Regions from separate parts of the Homo sapiens genome. Here regions 1, 2, 3 and 5 are each linked to region 4. The links are chromatin contacts, found by Hi-C or POLR2A ChIA-PET in ENCODE. All regions are on one chromosome and are shown on one strand. Each heading gives the region's core, a stretch centred on a gene start or an enhancer-like site at or near the end of the contact. The rest is flanking DNA. Distances are from core to core; before and after follow the strand shown.

Evidence for each region. A loop is a pair of places that touch in the nucleus more often than their neighbours do. ChIA-PET counts read pairs that join two places held with the same protein, here RNA polymerase II (POLR2A). Pooled maps may share reads with other maps.
Region 1: a loop to region 4 is called in a map of endothelial cell of umbilical vein, with 4 times the contacts of the local background. The contact joins two enhancer-like sites. A Hi-C loop is called at or near these places in 3 of 168 maps with a recorded cell type or tissue (IMR-90, MCF 10A and endothelial cell of umbilical vein) and 5 of 50 pooled maps. POLR2A ChIA-PET finds 5 or more read pairs at or near these places in 1 of 52 experiments (A673).
Region 2: a pooled map shows a loop between it and region 4 (6-fold over the local background). The contact joins two enhancer-like sites. A Hi-C loop is called at or near these places in 1 of 168 maps with a recorded cell type or tissue (mammary epithelial cell) and 5 of 50 pooled maps. POLR2A ChIA-PET finds 5 or more read pairs at or near these places in 1 of 52 experiments (AG04450).
Region 3: a loop to region 4 is called in a map of mammary epithelial cell, with 23 times the contacts of the local background. The contact joins two enhancer-like sites. A Hi-C loop is called at or near these places in 3 of 168 maps with a recorded cell type or tissue (IMR-90, MCF 10A and mammary epithelial cell), 1 of 37 single-sample maps with no recorded cell type and 5 of 50 pooled maps. POLR2A ChIA-PET finds 5 or more read pairs at or near these places in 3 of 52 experiments (BJ, CD4-positive, alpha-beta T cell and MCF 10A).
Region 5: a loop to region 4 is called in a pooled map, with 2.8 times the contacts of the local background. The contact joins the promoter of SLC35B4 here to the enhancer-like site in region 4. A Hi-C loop is called at or near these places in 3 of 168 maps with a recorded cell type or tissue (HCT116, K562 and OCI-LY7), 11 of 37 single-sample maps with no recorded cell type and 12 of 50 pooled maps. POLR2A ChIA-PET finds 5 or more read pairs at or near these places in 2 of 52 experiments (BJ and activated CD4-positive, alpha-beta T cell).

Annotation. Positions count from the first base shown.
Region 1 is chr7:133,364,811-133,367,510 of GRCh38, forward strand. The region is part of intron 6 of EXOC4 (exocyst complex component 4); the gene reads left to right. Among named protein-coding and RNA genes, the nearest start is that of MIR6133, 75 kb to the left of the region's middle. Within about 2 kb of position 1,286, at least 4 of the 41 ENCODE cell types and tissues checked have a DNase peak (open chromatin) inside an H3K27ac peak, as active enhancers do.
Region 2 is chr7:134,354,894-134,357,593 of GRCh38, forward strand. No RefSeq gene overlaps it. Among named protein-coding and RNA genes, the nearest start is that of SLC35B4, 39 kb to the left of the region's middle. Within about 2 kb of position 1,343, at least 5 of the 41 ENCODE cell types and tissues checked have a DNase peak (open chromatin) inside an H3K27ac peak, as active enhancers do.
Region 3 is chr7:133,434,791-133,437,490 of GRCh38, forward strand. The region is part of intron 7 of EXOC4 (exocyst complex component 4); the gene reads left to right. Among named protein-coding and RNA genes, the nearest start is that of MIR6133, 150 kb to the left of the region's middle. Within about 2 kb of position 1,406, at least 4 of the 41 ENCODE cell types and tissues checked have a DNase peak (open chromatin) inside an H3K27ac peak, as active enhancers do; they include mammary epithelial cell, where a contact is called at or near this core.
Region 4 is chr7:133,851,704-133,854,403 of GRCh38, forward strand. All of the region lies in intron 11 of EXOC4 (exocyst complex component 4), which reads left to right. Among named protein-coding and RNA genes, the nearest start is that of LRGUK, 270 kb to the right of the region's middle. Within about 2 kb of position 1,433, at least 3 of the 41 ENCODE cell types and tissues checked have a DNase peak (open chromatin) inside an H3K27ac peak, as active enhancers do; they include mammary epithelial cell, where a contact is called at or near this core.
Region 5 is chr7:134,315,631-134,318,330 of GRCh38, forward strand. SLC35B4 (solute carrier family 35 member B4) reads right to left here and starts at 1,300. Exons shown (of 10, transcript NM_032826.5): 1 at 1,045-1,300. The coding sequence starts at 1,121. RefSeq lists a silencer at 841-1,010 and an enhancer at 1,091-1,820.

The DNA.
Region 1 (2,700 bases), core at 36-2,535, 490 kb before region 4:
ATTATTAATCCCAGATTTACCCAGAGAAATGTGAAAGCTGAAATAATTTGACAGTTCACAAAGCTTGTTCGTGGTGCAATTAAGATTAGAAGTAGTCTTTTTCCACCATGTAAGTTTGCTTTCTGGCTTATATAAACATGATGTTTCCAACCCATGTCATGGGCCTGATTTTGTTTGTCCTCAGAAGGACGATATCTGTACTAAATATCCATTTTCCTGCCCATACCTCACACTGTGGTCAGTGGCAGGCCTCAGAGATAGCTGGACATGTTGAGAAGCGTGAAAAGCAGCCACAGAGTGCCTGGATTTTAATTAGGTCACTTGAGAATCAAATTTTATTATCTAAACAATTCCTCTAGGGGCATTCTTGTACTAGGAACAATATAGTACTAAGAACAACAAAGCACTTGTACTAAGAACAACAAAGCACTAAGAATATGCACCTAAAATCTTAACTTTTGTTATCCCTGGGAAGTGGATTTATGGATCATTTTTCTAATATTCCACTATGATGAAATGTTATTTTTGGAATGGGGGAAAGGATTTCAAAAGAATGATACTGATACTTTAATTCAAAGAAATAGGGCCTGGGTTTATTTTCTAATTTTAGCCACAAATTTGGCATACATCAGGATTAGACGTTTGAGGTCATCTCTCCAGAACTCAGAAACCTGACTTGACAAGGAGGGAGTAACACAGGAAGGAAGTGACTAGCACCAGGCCCCACTTCAGTATTCTTGTTATTTTTACTGTGTTTCATTCTATATTACTACTAATTTTTTCTTGCTCTTTTCATAGAGCAGATGGAGAATTAGTCAGCACTCTTTAAATAGTAACCCCTTTTTACATGAAGACTTATTAATAAGTGGTAAAACGTATTTCTATCCCTTAGAAGTAGGTATTAGATAACCTTGAAGATTAAATGGGCTCCATGTCCTATTTGAAATGAAAAATAGTAGCTCAGCCAGGCTTATTAAGGAAATGTGTATGAGAGATATGGGCAGGTAAAACAAAGACCATTTTTATCTAATTATACGTTTCTTTTTATAAAATTATAAAGTTTTTATATAAAGTCTACGCTCTGAGTTCACTACTTTCTTACCTTTTAGAGCATAATCGTAGGGAAATAAACATTCTATGGTTATTGCTTTTGTCAGTGGGGAAAAGCATAACCCTGATATTAAAGTCTCAGCAGACAAGTAATAGAACAGAACTAATTCTTCTATCTTGTGTGTGTCTTTGCTTCGTGACCAAGTAAGGCAGCTTCTTGGCTGCAAACGTGGGTTTTCCAGCCAAATGACTAATTCAAGGTTCCCTGGATGTTAAATTTAGATTCAGATAGTCTTATCTCACCTTAAATATTGAGCATTTTTCACAGCTTGATGATGTAGCTTTACACTGTTGATGCTTCTTGCCTTCTGCAACTGTGACTGTTCCTTAATATGTGCCTCTTCTTAGCCTTCTGCCTTTTTTCATGGTAGCACTTGAAGATGAGATACCTAGGGATCACTTGGGGCTGGAAGTTAATAGATGATCTGGGAGAATAAGTAACATTTTACTTCTCTAGGAAGTCTGGTTTTAAAACCTGCTGGGTAATTAGAAGTGTGTTTAAAGAATAAACACTTTCTTCATCCTGTTACTTTTCTGTTTTTTAAATATAAAATAGATTTTATTGCCATATTATTAAAGTTGGCTCTTAAAGTTTGTATCTTTCAGTTCGTAACTGTACTTCATGTTCTCATGTTTAGCTTGGTAAGGTTACCTTTTTGAGAGCATGGTTTTGTGTGAAATATTTTTTATTGTGGGCTTCTAAAATCAGGAGGTTATAATCTATAACACTTACTTTCTTACCACCTCTTATCTGTAATCAGGCCTCTCTCCCATTTTGCTGGAGCCCACTTTTTCATTCCTTTATCAACAAATATTTATTGCCTATCATATGCTATTTTGCCAATCAGTGTCATGCCAAATATTGGAATACAGTAATAAATCAGAAACTCATACCCACAGTGAGCTTACAGTAGAGGGGAAGAGGAAAGGACTGGAGGGAAGGAGAGACTAGTTTGAAGACAGTTTTAATAATCCTGGCAAAAGGCAACATGGCCGGCATGAGCAAGGTAACCGTGGCAATGGAGTGAAGGAGGCCTATTTGAGAGAGAGTAAAGAGGTAGCAGTAAAGAGACTTGGTGATGGCTTGGGTATGAGGGAGGAGGGGAGGTAAGGATTTTTTGCTGGGGCAAGCATTACCATTTACTGATGTAGAGAACATGAAGAAGTAGATTTGGGGAAGAATATGATGAGTTCCATTTAAGTCATATTAAGTTAGCGGTCTACAGCTCAGGGGAGTAATCTGGCTAAGGGATATGTGTGTGAGTTGATAGCAGGTAGATAATTGAAGATTAGGGGCAAATGAGCTCAGCTAGAGAGAGTATGAGGGGGTTGAGAAGAGTTTACCGCATTTAAGGAACAGGCTGAGGATGAGGTTCCTGAGAAGGAATAACTGGAGAGGTGGCAGGAAAGCAGAAGAGTGGAGGGTTGTGGAGCCAGTGGAAGACAGTGTTTCAAGGAGGCACAAGTGGGCAGTAGAAACAAGTGCCGCGGCTATTTGATTAGAGGCCAAAGTGGGTTTCTTGGATGGAGCAAAATAATTATTTGGGACTTTTAGCAACAGCTGTTTTAGTAGGGTCCCAGGGGTGAAAA
Region 2 (2,700 bases), core at 93-2,592, 500 kb after region 4:
TCTTTACCTCTCAGCAGTGAAAACTTCATGCCCCCTAGAATGCTGTCAAGGGGAGGTGCTGCTGGCAGGGAGTGCAACTGCCCAGGCTGGCTTCTCTGGAAGCAGTGGCTGAGATAAGAGTCTGGGCTTCAAATGTGTATTAGGAATTAACCTCCGTAAAAAGAAGGAGGGGTACTGGGCAGAGGAAGGAGCTGAACCTAGATGATGCTGGCCTCAGAAAACCCAGGCCACTCGGGAGAGCCATGGAGCTAGGGCTGCACCATGATAGCTGGCCTTGTATCCTGGCCCTGCTCAGCCACCAGGCACAGCTGCCCTGGGAAATTGTGACCTCCAGCGAGGGAGCAGCTCTCTACAGCTGAGGCTGACCTTGAAGTTGCGGACAGCTAGAGGCTGTCTGCTGACCACACTTCCCAGGGCTGGGCTACAAGTCCTTCCTTGACCTTGTGGCACATCTTTGTGTCGATCACAGGAATGACCACGGGGGGCCTCAGAGGTCTCTGCTCCCTGAGCTGCTGCCTCTTGCAGTGTACAGGTAGATGATATTCAAGGTTTATGTGCTCGATGCTATAGCTGCTCTATGGTTTCTCTGGATGCACCCTGAAGCTACTTGTTCCAGGGTATGCTAGGACCAGGACAGCCCCACATACATGGGAATACTTTTCCGGAATTGCCATGTTAAATTCAAATGATTTCCTTTCTTTCATCAATATGAATCTCTGCTGATCACCTTCAAACTCCCTCCCGCATGCTTAAATGGAGGCTGTTCATTCAAGGACAATACATCAGTAAGATTTTGTTTATATCCAAACTCTAACATCACAAGAAACATTCTCAGGGTGCCCACCCCATGGGGGGATTGTATAATCAACTCACATTCATTAATGTAGTATGTGCTGACTTAAAACCCAACGGGAATTTAATGTAACTTATATTATGCACCTGTTGTGTATTGGGTAAGGTACAGTGTTCAGTTCCCTGGAATGTAGAATGCATGTAATTACCCTCTTCCAAGTTAACAAACAACCCCAGGTAAAGTTAAATAATCAACAGAGTGAACCAAGGATTATGCATTAAAATAATTTTGGTGTTTTGCTGATCATATGCCCAGTGGGGTTTGGAAGGTTGCACAATGGCATATTGCTAAACATTCCAATGCCACATTACCACAAAAACACAAAACACAAAAACGTCACAAGGTCCAGAAAGACTCCTCGTGTGGACTTTGCTTCTTTATTTGCCAGGAAGCAGTTTGGCCCGAGCAGTTCTTTTTTGACTGTAGGAAGTTGAGGGCAAAGTAAATCTGGCAGACAATGAGCCCTGGGCCAAGCTGCACTCTTAGGATAAGACAGGCTGTGAAGAGGGCCCTGTGGCCAACTTCCCGATGAAGCTGTTGGCACAGAAGAGAAGGGGAGCAGGAATCCTGGCTGGCAGCTTTTACGGGAGTGACTGAGCAGCTTTTTTTTTTTTTTTTTAGATGGAGTCTTACTATGTCCCCCAGGCTGGAGTGCAGTGGCACAATCTCACCTCACTGCAACCTCCGCCTCCCGGGTTCAAGTGATTCTCCTGCCTCAGCCTCCCAGGTAGCTGGTATTACAGGTGTGCACCACCACGCTGTGCTAATTTTTGTATGTTTTATAGAGATGGGGTTTCGCCATGTTGGCCAGACTGGTCTAGAGCTCCTGGCCTCAAGTGATCCACCCGCCTCAGTCTCCCAAAGTGCTGGGATTACAGGTGTGAGTCACCACGCCCAGCCCTGGGCAGCTAGCTATCTTGATAACATCTGCCATCTAAGAGGACATTCATTTTGCCAATTTTATTGTCACCAACAACGTAATATTTACCCTTGGAAGTGATAAGACTAGGTGGATCTACTCTCTTCCTACATTAAACGGGAAGTTGATATAATCACTGAAGCTGCTATAAGCTTCTTTGAATAGCAGAGCGTAGACCTGGTGAGACAGACCAATGCCTTCAGATCTGAGCTTAACAGAGCCTGCCTATGATGACTAGTGACAGGTGCTTGCACACTATTTTCCACAGGCCCATCTGGACTGCACACACTCAACGGATGCCAATTACATAACGATCATACACAGCTGGGAATAGACCCACTTGTACAAAATGGATCCAGTGGTAATGGTGTCTCCCCATTCTCACCTTCATAGCGATGCTTTCAGAAATTCATTAAAGTTTGTTGAGTTTTGATAGTTGAAACTTAAAAAACAACAATGCGTACAACATTTCATTTACAGTTTCAAGGTTTCCCAGAGTTTAAAAGAGTTCTGAATAACTTTAATTGCCAAAGTGTTACAACTCAAAAATAGACCTAGCAAATTTGCTTGGCAGTAAGAATGCTGCTAATTTGACATATGCCCATACATTTTTGAGAGACAAATGTATTTTTAATCCATTTAGGTGCCAGGGGTACTCCAAGCCTGCACATGTTTGAAGTAAGGACAATCCCTATAGGTCAGTGTCCTCATTCATCAGAGGACGGTGGTCTCACCCCAGCTGATTTGACATTTCTTTTTTCCCCGAGACGGAGTTGCGCTCTTGTTGCCCAGGCTGGAGTGCAATGGCACAACCTTGGCTCACTGCAACTTCCGCCTCCCAGGTTCAAGCGATTCTCCTACCTCCCACTTGGTTTGACTCTTCAGGCACACAGTTTGATGCTTAACCATAGCATCAAATACTTGTTCT
Region 3 (2,700 bases), core at 156-2,655, 420 kb before region 4:
ATCCATATGTCTCTTTGTTTTTGTAATTAAAGCTTTATCCTTCCTCTTTTTTGTCTTCAATGGCTATCTTTGTTCTGATAGAGACCGATTGCTTTATTGTAAGTAAACTCCTAACTATTGTGTGATATTCTCTTTAAAAAGAAGACTGGTGATGCCTAATTTATTTAGCACCATCTAGGAATCTGATTTTCAGTGTGGCTTAATTTTCCAGAAAATAGTCTCTCCCCTTTTAGCATTAAAGATTGTATTTTAACATCTTTAATGGAAATTTTATAAAATACATTTCTCAGATTTGGTCCTTTTGTCACAATATACTGAGCACATTCAGACTTTTTCTGGTGACTGAAGGACTGTCATTTTGAACCTGGTTAATCGATGCTTTGGTTGCACTTTTGCACACTACCCTTTATTGAATGTATTGTGATACGTCAGAGGTCATCTTGTCACATGTGAAGGCACGGACAACGTTCCATCGTGCTGAACCAGTCCCAGACTTCCATTAAAAAAAAAATCATACTTGTTCACTCTTCATACCCTCTGTCTTTTTTTTCCTTGCTTTTTGGGGGTAGGTTATCATGTCTAGCTATTGATCGTGTCTGTTTCAGACAAGCTCCTCTTGCTAAGTTGCTCAACTATTGTGGTATAAGCTGCAAAGGCAGAGAACCAAGGTGGTTAGAATTGTGTGTAGAATAAGCGACCAGAAAGCACTCTGTGGCATCATGCACATGAATTCTCAGCTATGGATTGTATAACATAAGGACATTTTGCCCCTGGAAATGTCCCTTTTTTCTTAATTCTCTCTTCCTTAGTTTCTGCTATTCTTAGTGGTCCAGGCTGCCAGGTAAATTAGGTATTCTTCTGTTAACAATGGCAGTCAAATGATACCTAAAACACCTTTATTGTAGAATTCTCTATCCTAGTCCCATCCATCTGTATTTGTGTTACTTAAGTTTTAGCTATTCCATGAAGATCCATTTCTGGGAAAAATGCTCCGTTATCTAGTGATCTGTTAATTTCTAGAAGTATCTAGGTTGAGGGTAAAGTTTTTGCCGTTTATTTTGCCACCTAGATTGTGCTGAATGGATAAGTGAATGAATATGTTTCTTTTGATACTGAAGCAAGTGGGTTTTTTCTTTTATTTTTTGTGATTAAATATTTGGTTAGTTTCTTTTTTCCTCTTAATTTGTTCTTACTTGTCCTTTATTCCTTAGAGCCACATAAGGAAGGGCAGGGGGAAAGAATTTGAATTATCTCAGTGTTTTTTTTTTTTTGTTTTTTTAAAGGAGATAGAATTTGCTCTTGCTATTCATTTCAAGAAATTGGTGATCTTGCATCAGCCGGCTTGTTTTTGAAAGATGTTTTTCTTGGCATCCATGCAAACTAACGATATGAACTGTATCAAACCCAGAGTGGCGTGGGCCTTCCTTGTACTGCCTTCTGACTTCTTCAGCTGCTATGTCTGTACTTGCCCTCCTATGTGCCCTGAGCTCTGCCCTCTGACTGAGAAGATCTAGAATTTGACTGTCCTCTTTAGGCCAGAGCTATCATTACTCATATAAATGATATTCTTTTTGAGATAGCTTTCTCCTTTCCTCTTCATTTGGCATCAAAACTAATAAATGATGAAACTAACTTCCTTTCCAGTAATTAGAACCTTTCTCTTTTTCTCTTTTTTGTCTCTCTTTTCCTGAGTGAAGGCAGTGTGGTGTTAAAAAAAAAAAAAACCCTAATATTATCCATATCTTATGGGATACTCTACTGGCATAATACTTCTTTACTAAAGCCTAGAACCATAGACTTCAGTTTTGGGGACCTGATCAAAGAAATAAGACAGACCTATGAAATAATCAGCCTCTTTAAGTATCATCACATACCCTTCGTGTGTACGAGCCAGTGGCTTTCAATTTGATTTAATCAGTGTATGGTTATTAATGTGCACTATATGGAATGCACTGTGTTCTATGCAAAAAAACTCCAAAAATGAAATCTTCATACCCTCCCCCTTTATTTTAGCTTGTAGGAAATGCATTTCTTCTGTTTTGCTTGTGTGGATAATTACTTTAGAGTAACTTATGATCTTTTCCCATGAGCTTAGTGTCAATTTCCTGGAGGCATATAATTTTATATAAATTTACCTGTTTGCCCTGTCTATAAATTGAGGATGAACTGATAAAAAAAAAATACATCTGAGTGACTATGGATGGGTTTGTGTGGGAGTGTGTGAGGATGGGAGAAACTTCCATGATTCATTAAGATATATTATGGTCATAGTAAAGGCTCATTTTAAAATTTTTTGATTTCTTTTTAAATTTTGCGTGTTATCCAAACATGTTAGAGGATTTCATTTTAAAGAAAGTACTGAAAATATTTGCCCAAATTAATATTTGTGTTCTACTTTTTTTCTCTTATAGTTTCTCAAATTTACTATATTTGTGTTACTAGAGTTTTTAGATTTTTATTCTGATTATGGCTTATGATTATCCACCAGATGTTTAAGTATTTTACCTTTTGCTATTATTTATGAGAGAAAAAAATGGACTGTAAGCTCCCTGTGGTACAATTTTCTGTTCAGAAGAAATGGAAAAGTTTGGTGGCATTCATTTTCTAGCTCATGGTCTTTTCCCATTTTCGATTATCTGGTGATCACTTACTATTTGCTCTAAACTTCAGACTAATGCTGGACAATGAAGAAGAATGCCT
Region 4 (2,700 bases), core at 183-2,682:
CAGCAATATCAGAGAGGAAGGCAGCAGCCAGCGTATTTAAGGCATCATAGCTGTGTTACCATGGCTCAGGTAAGTATAGTTTGTAAGCATAGTAGGTGGCCATTGGAAGATTTTAAGCAGGAGAGTGTCACAAACTTCAACAGTTCATTCCAGTTGATTTGATCTTCCCACGAGTCATCATACTACATTATACTGCTGTTAGTCCAGCCCAGGATTTTTGGTTGTCGCCATTGTTTTTCTAAGAACCTAGTCAAACTTCTCATACAAACTTATTTTTGGCAAATTAAAATACCCAGATCTTTTAAAATTTTCTTATAATCTTGACAAAACCAGTAATTTGGAATCTCAGTGAAAAACATTTGTTGCTCTTAAATTTTATAATTTTGTTCTCAAGCCTTATTAGAATAATGTTGAATCCTGACTTTGTCGTTAGTAATACTAAAGCAGTCTCAGCTTTTGGGTTTTAAGTTTAATAAATAAATTTTTTATTCAAAGTTGGCAATAAAGTCATTGTATAGAGCATTTTTTTTTTTTTTTGAGACGGAGTCTTGCTCTGTCACCCAGGCTGGAATGCAGTGGTGCAATCTCTGCTCACCTCAACCTCTGCCTCCCGGGTTCAAGCCATTCTCCTGCCTCAGCCTCCCGAGTAGCTGGGATTACATATATAGGTCATTTCTAAGGACTATAGTCTGTTACAAGTATCCCTTTAGTTGAAAGAATCCATTAAGCGACCTTTTCTCAGGATAGCTTTTCAACCACCTGCTAATATTTGACTACATGAATTTTCATTTCCTCATATTTTTACTGCAAGGATAGCCCATGAGATAATTCAACACATATAGGTCTCTTAGTCTGCTAATCCTGTAGGAAAAGAAAAGAAAATTAGCATAATATCTAGGTGAATGTATAATGGCTCTTAGTTAACATTTCTTTGTCTAAATATTCATAACCCAAGGGATGATTGAAGTTTAATCAATAGTTTCTAAAATCCTTTCCCCCGCTTTTAAAAAAATAAGCATAGCATTTTCCTGACTCCTGTCCTTGGGGTGGAGATTGGGGAACAAGTAAAAGCTTATAGAGTCTTGTTTGATAAAAAACATTTTTTTCTAAGGGAAAGGAATAGCAACATTTGCTGCCACTTAAAATCCATCCTTAAAATTCACACAAAGCACATTTATTGCTTACTTTCACAATGATCTAGGGACCAAAGAGTAACAAAAAACAAAACAATAAATAAATGCACAATCGGGCATCTCTGCTGTCAAGTATTCCTTGAAGGCCTGGCAGAATCTGACATGGAGTAAGTTACTGGAAGCCGGATTTAGTCAATTACCTGTCTTTTTGCTCCTAATGTTCAGAATCCAGTAAATGGCTGTAGCCTAAGGTAGAGAAGTACCAGTTAAGTGCATTTTGACTGTGGTTTAAGCAATCGAGGTCGTCTCCAGCTTCTTTGGAACAATGCCATTCTTTAGCATGACATGGAGGGTAACTATGTGCTTATTCACTAGATGGAATACCTGCTTCATGTAGTTGGCTGGGCTCTGTTACCATCTGTTTCTTTCTTTGTTTCTTTCTGTTTGTCTGTCCCTCGCCCTCTCTTTCTCTCTCCCTCTCTTTCTGTCTCTCTCTCTCTCTCTCTTTAACACACACACACACACACACACACACACACACACACACACACACACACACACAACTTTTTAGAGTCATGGAGAGAGGGTCTCATTATGTTGCCCAGGCTGGTCTTGAACTTGTAGGCTCAAGCAATCCTCCCACCTCAACTTCTTGAGTAGCTGAGACTACAGGCATGCACCACTGCACCTGGTTTCAATATTCGTATTGTCAGTATCTCATCAGTTTTTGACTATCGCCACCTCTATCTATTTTATAGGGAAAGAAAATCTTTCTTTGCCCTAATATCTAAGTAGCTTAGGCACACCTGAGAACTGGGAAACCATTCCCAACCATTGCCAGTGGGGAGACGTCCTGCTTCAGTGTGATACAGTTAGCCAGTGTTTATTGAGCCCTTCCCCATGCTCATGTTTGTATTCATCTCTGAGGAATGTCTCTATAGTGATCCTATTCTAGAGACATTTCCCCCCTCTTCTGGACAGATTAAACCCGAGAAGAACTTGCTGGTTCCTGTAAGCCGAGCAGCCTGTTTGTGCTGTGCCCTCATTCTAGGTGCATTCTTTGGCTGGCATATTTGTGGGCACAGAGTATTCACGAACAAGGTTTCAGCAGTTTATAGTCCCTAGGGGGCGGGGTGAGTCAAAAACATTGACTGTTTCCATTTGCCCTCTGGAGGCAGTGTTTAACCTCCAAGTGGATGTGGTGCCCAGAGGAAACAACCTCAACCAGGAACTGGCAGGCACCTGCCTCATCAGGGCATCAGTGTGCACAGGGAGAGAGGGAGTGTGTCAAAAGGTCCAGCCCATTTGGCTGTGGGGAGAGGCCTTATAATAACACATCAGTAGCATCACTTTACACATGCCTCTGCAGACACGAGCTGTCCAGCTCCCTGTTCCTCAGGGTGAGGCTGGGGTAGAGCTGGGAATGACGGACTCTGGGGACTGATGGAGGGCCATACCTTCGAGACCAAGGATGGTGTTCTCTTGCACATGCTTGCCACCTCTTATTGGTCCTCCGATTCCTAGGGAATTTTCTTTAGCATTCTTCTCAACTGGGCTCAGTTGTTGA
Region 5 (2,700 bases), core at 50-2,549, 460 kb after region 4:
ACTCCCAAATCCAAAAAAAAAACAAAAAACAAAAAACACCAAATAACACCCGTTCCCAAGCATTTCAAATGAAGGATACTCAACTTGTAATGTATAGATTCAGAAACACGAGCTAGAGAACACTATAGGTATTGTTTTACTGCCAGGAAAAGGAGCCCAAGAGAGGCTAAGTGACTTGAAGGGCTACACAGCCAGTGGACGACGGAGCCAAGAGTGAAATTCACAACCCAGCTTTTTAGTCCTGGAGGCTTTTCCACACCACCTGTTGTCTCTTCTGTTATAGCTTCTATCCACTGAACTTTGCACATTCAAAGTGACCTCAAAGAGCCCTCTCAGGTCACTTGGACCAATCTTCTACTTGCTTTTTTTTTTGTCTTTTTGCAAGCCACCTCAAAGAGCACTCTCGGGTCACGTGGACTGATCTTCTACATAAAAATCTGTTCTACCGCATCATTTATGTATGTTTGGGCAAAGTACTCATAACCATTTCCAAGGCCAATAAAGCAAATGCTTTGCAGGATGCCGTAATAAAAATAAAACTTTCTTTGCAGTATGTACAAAGTCAGACTGCTTTACAAGTCAAAAACCTTTGCTCAAGTCCAGCCTGTGCCATTTAACAGGATCGAAAAAAGAGCTAGAGTTGGATGGGAAGGAAGAGAGAGTGGTTTGGTGAAGGAACCTTGGTTCTGACACTAGCTCTCTGCCGACCTTGGACTGGTCATGTGAAAAACTCTTCAGACTTCAATACCCCCCGAGTGTGGAAAAGGGGTGACGACAGCAACACCCTGAGTCTTCCCCTCGCAGGAATGCTTTGAAACTGTTAGGCGGGACTGCCGCCGGTGCGCAGTTTTGGGAAGCAGCGGACTCAGCGGGGTCCCAGGCTGCCCAGACAGGACGGATTGCTGGGGGGCTCAGGCCGTCCTGCCCCGGGCTCCGTGGGCGGCGGGGTGGGGACAGGGCGTGGGCGCGTCCCGGGGGGACCTCTCCTCTGGCTTCCTCCGCCCCGCCCCGGGAGACCGGGTGCGGCCCGAGCGGGTCACTCACCGGGCCAGGAGCTCTAGGAAGATCACGTTACTGCAGCAGCCTGCGAACACCAGGCCCACCGCCAAGGCCGGGCGCATGGCCGGTGCAGGGTTGGGGAAGCAAGCGCACAGAGTAAGCGCCCGCCTGTACCGCTACCCCAGGAAGCCGGCCTCCTGCCTCTTCGCTGCGCAGCACATCGCACCGTCCTGGAAAGCCGCTCTCACTGGGGGCCGCCGCGGTCTCCCCTTCTCCCGCGGCCAACACCGACGCTGCCAAGAAGCTGTAGTTCGCAGTCAGCTTCGGTCCCATTCATCCGAGGGGGCGTCCGAGCCCCGGCCAGACTACATGTCCCAGGATGCCGTGCACCTTTACCTCAGGATGCGACGTTCCCGCTTCCGCCAGGCAGCTCCGCCAGAGAGGACAGGGGGACGAGGTGCCCGGCATGACTCGCGCGATAGGCGGCCGCGGGTCTTGCTGGGAAATGAAGTCCCAAAGCGTCAGTGTTTCTTGCGAGACCGCCCAGAGCGCTGAAAGTAACTCGGCCGCCAGGGTCACAACAAACTTGCTGGCAGCGGCGGCACTAGAACTACAGAGCTGTGACTGCTCGTTGGAGGTGTTCTAGCATCTGAAACAACTCTGCTTCCTGAACTGATATATATATATGTATCTTTGGTGACTCTATTATGCTGCCAGGATTAAGAACCACTGAGAATTCAAGTAAAGCAATGGCTCTCAACCACGTCTGTACATTGGAATCACTTGGAGAGCTTTAAAGATGACTGATAGCCAAGTCCCACCCCCAGCGATTCTGATTTAATTAGGCTGAGGTGCAGCCTTAAAGGTGATCTATTGATATTATCCCTAATCCTAGCTCTTTAAGGTACTCCCTTCCTTTACCTCCGTGGTTCTCAAACTTAGCTGCGCAGTCAAATCACCTGGGGGCTTTGAAAACTGCCAACGTCCAGGCTCTTCTACTGGCAAAAATGCCAATATCAGCAATCAGATCTTTAATGGTGAAAAGAAGGCATACTTCCCTCTTCTTACAGTGGAATTCTCATAGCACTTACAATCTGAGCCATTCGACTTGACTCTTACTTACTCAATGAACAAATGTTTGTTAAGCACATATTACGTACATAAGCTAGTGCGGCACTATTCTTTATTTGTAAAATAGGTATGCACACTTTATCCACCCAGCAAGACTAGTTTTTAAGGGAAACGTGTTTACACTTCCTTTCTGCTTCCCAGTGTCTACTATAAAAGGTTAGCATCACTGCTCAGTATTTTACCACATCAAATATTTCCGTTGTAATTGAATCCAACAGCAATAGCAAAGTACACGGTACAAAGCTAGGTAGGATTTTGGAATGCTATATTGTTTTTGCTATTTCCTGTGAGACACGAACATTCTGAAGTCTTTCTCGAGATCTACAAAATAGTTTGGAATGCTTTTTTCCCAGTCCGTGACTGGGAGATCACATTGGAATCATCTGAAGTACTCGTTATCGAGTGCAGATTATTGGGTCTCGCTTTAGACCTACCAAGTCAAAATCCTTGTGTATGGGTTCTAGAAACTTGTATTTTTAACAAGCACTCCACGTTCTAATTCTAATGCATTCTAGAATTTGAGAACTGCTGCCTTAAAAAGGTGAGTAGGAAGAAGAACTAACATAAATA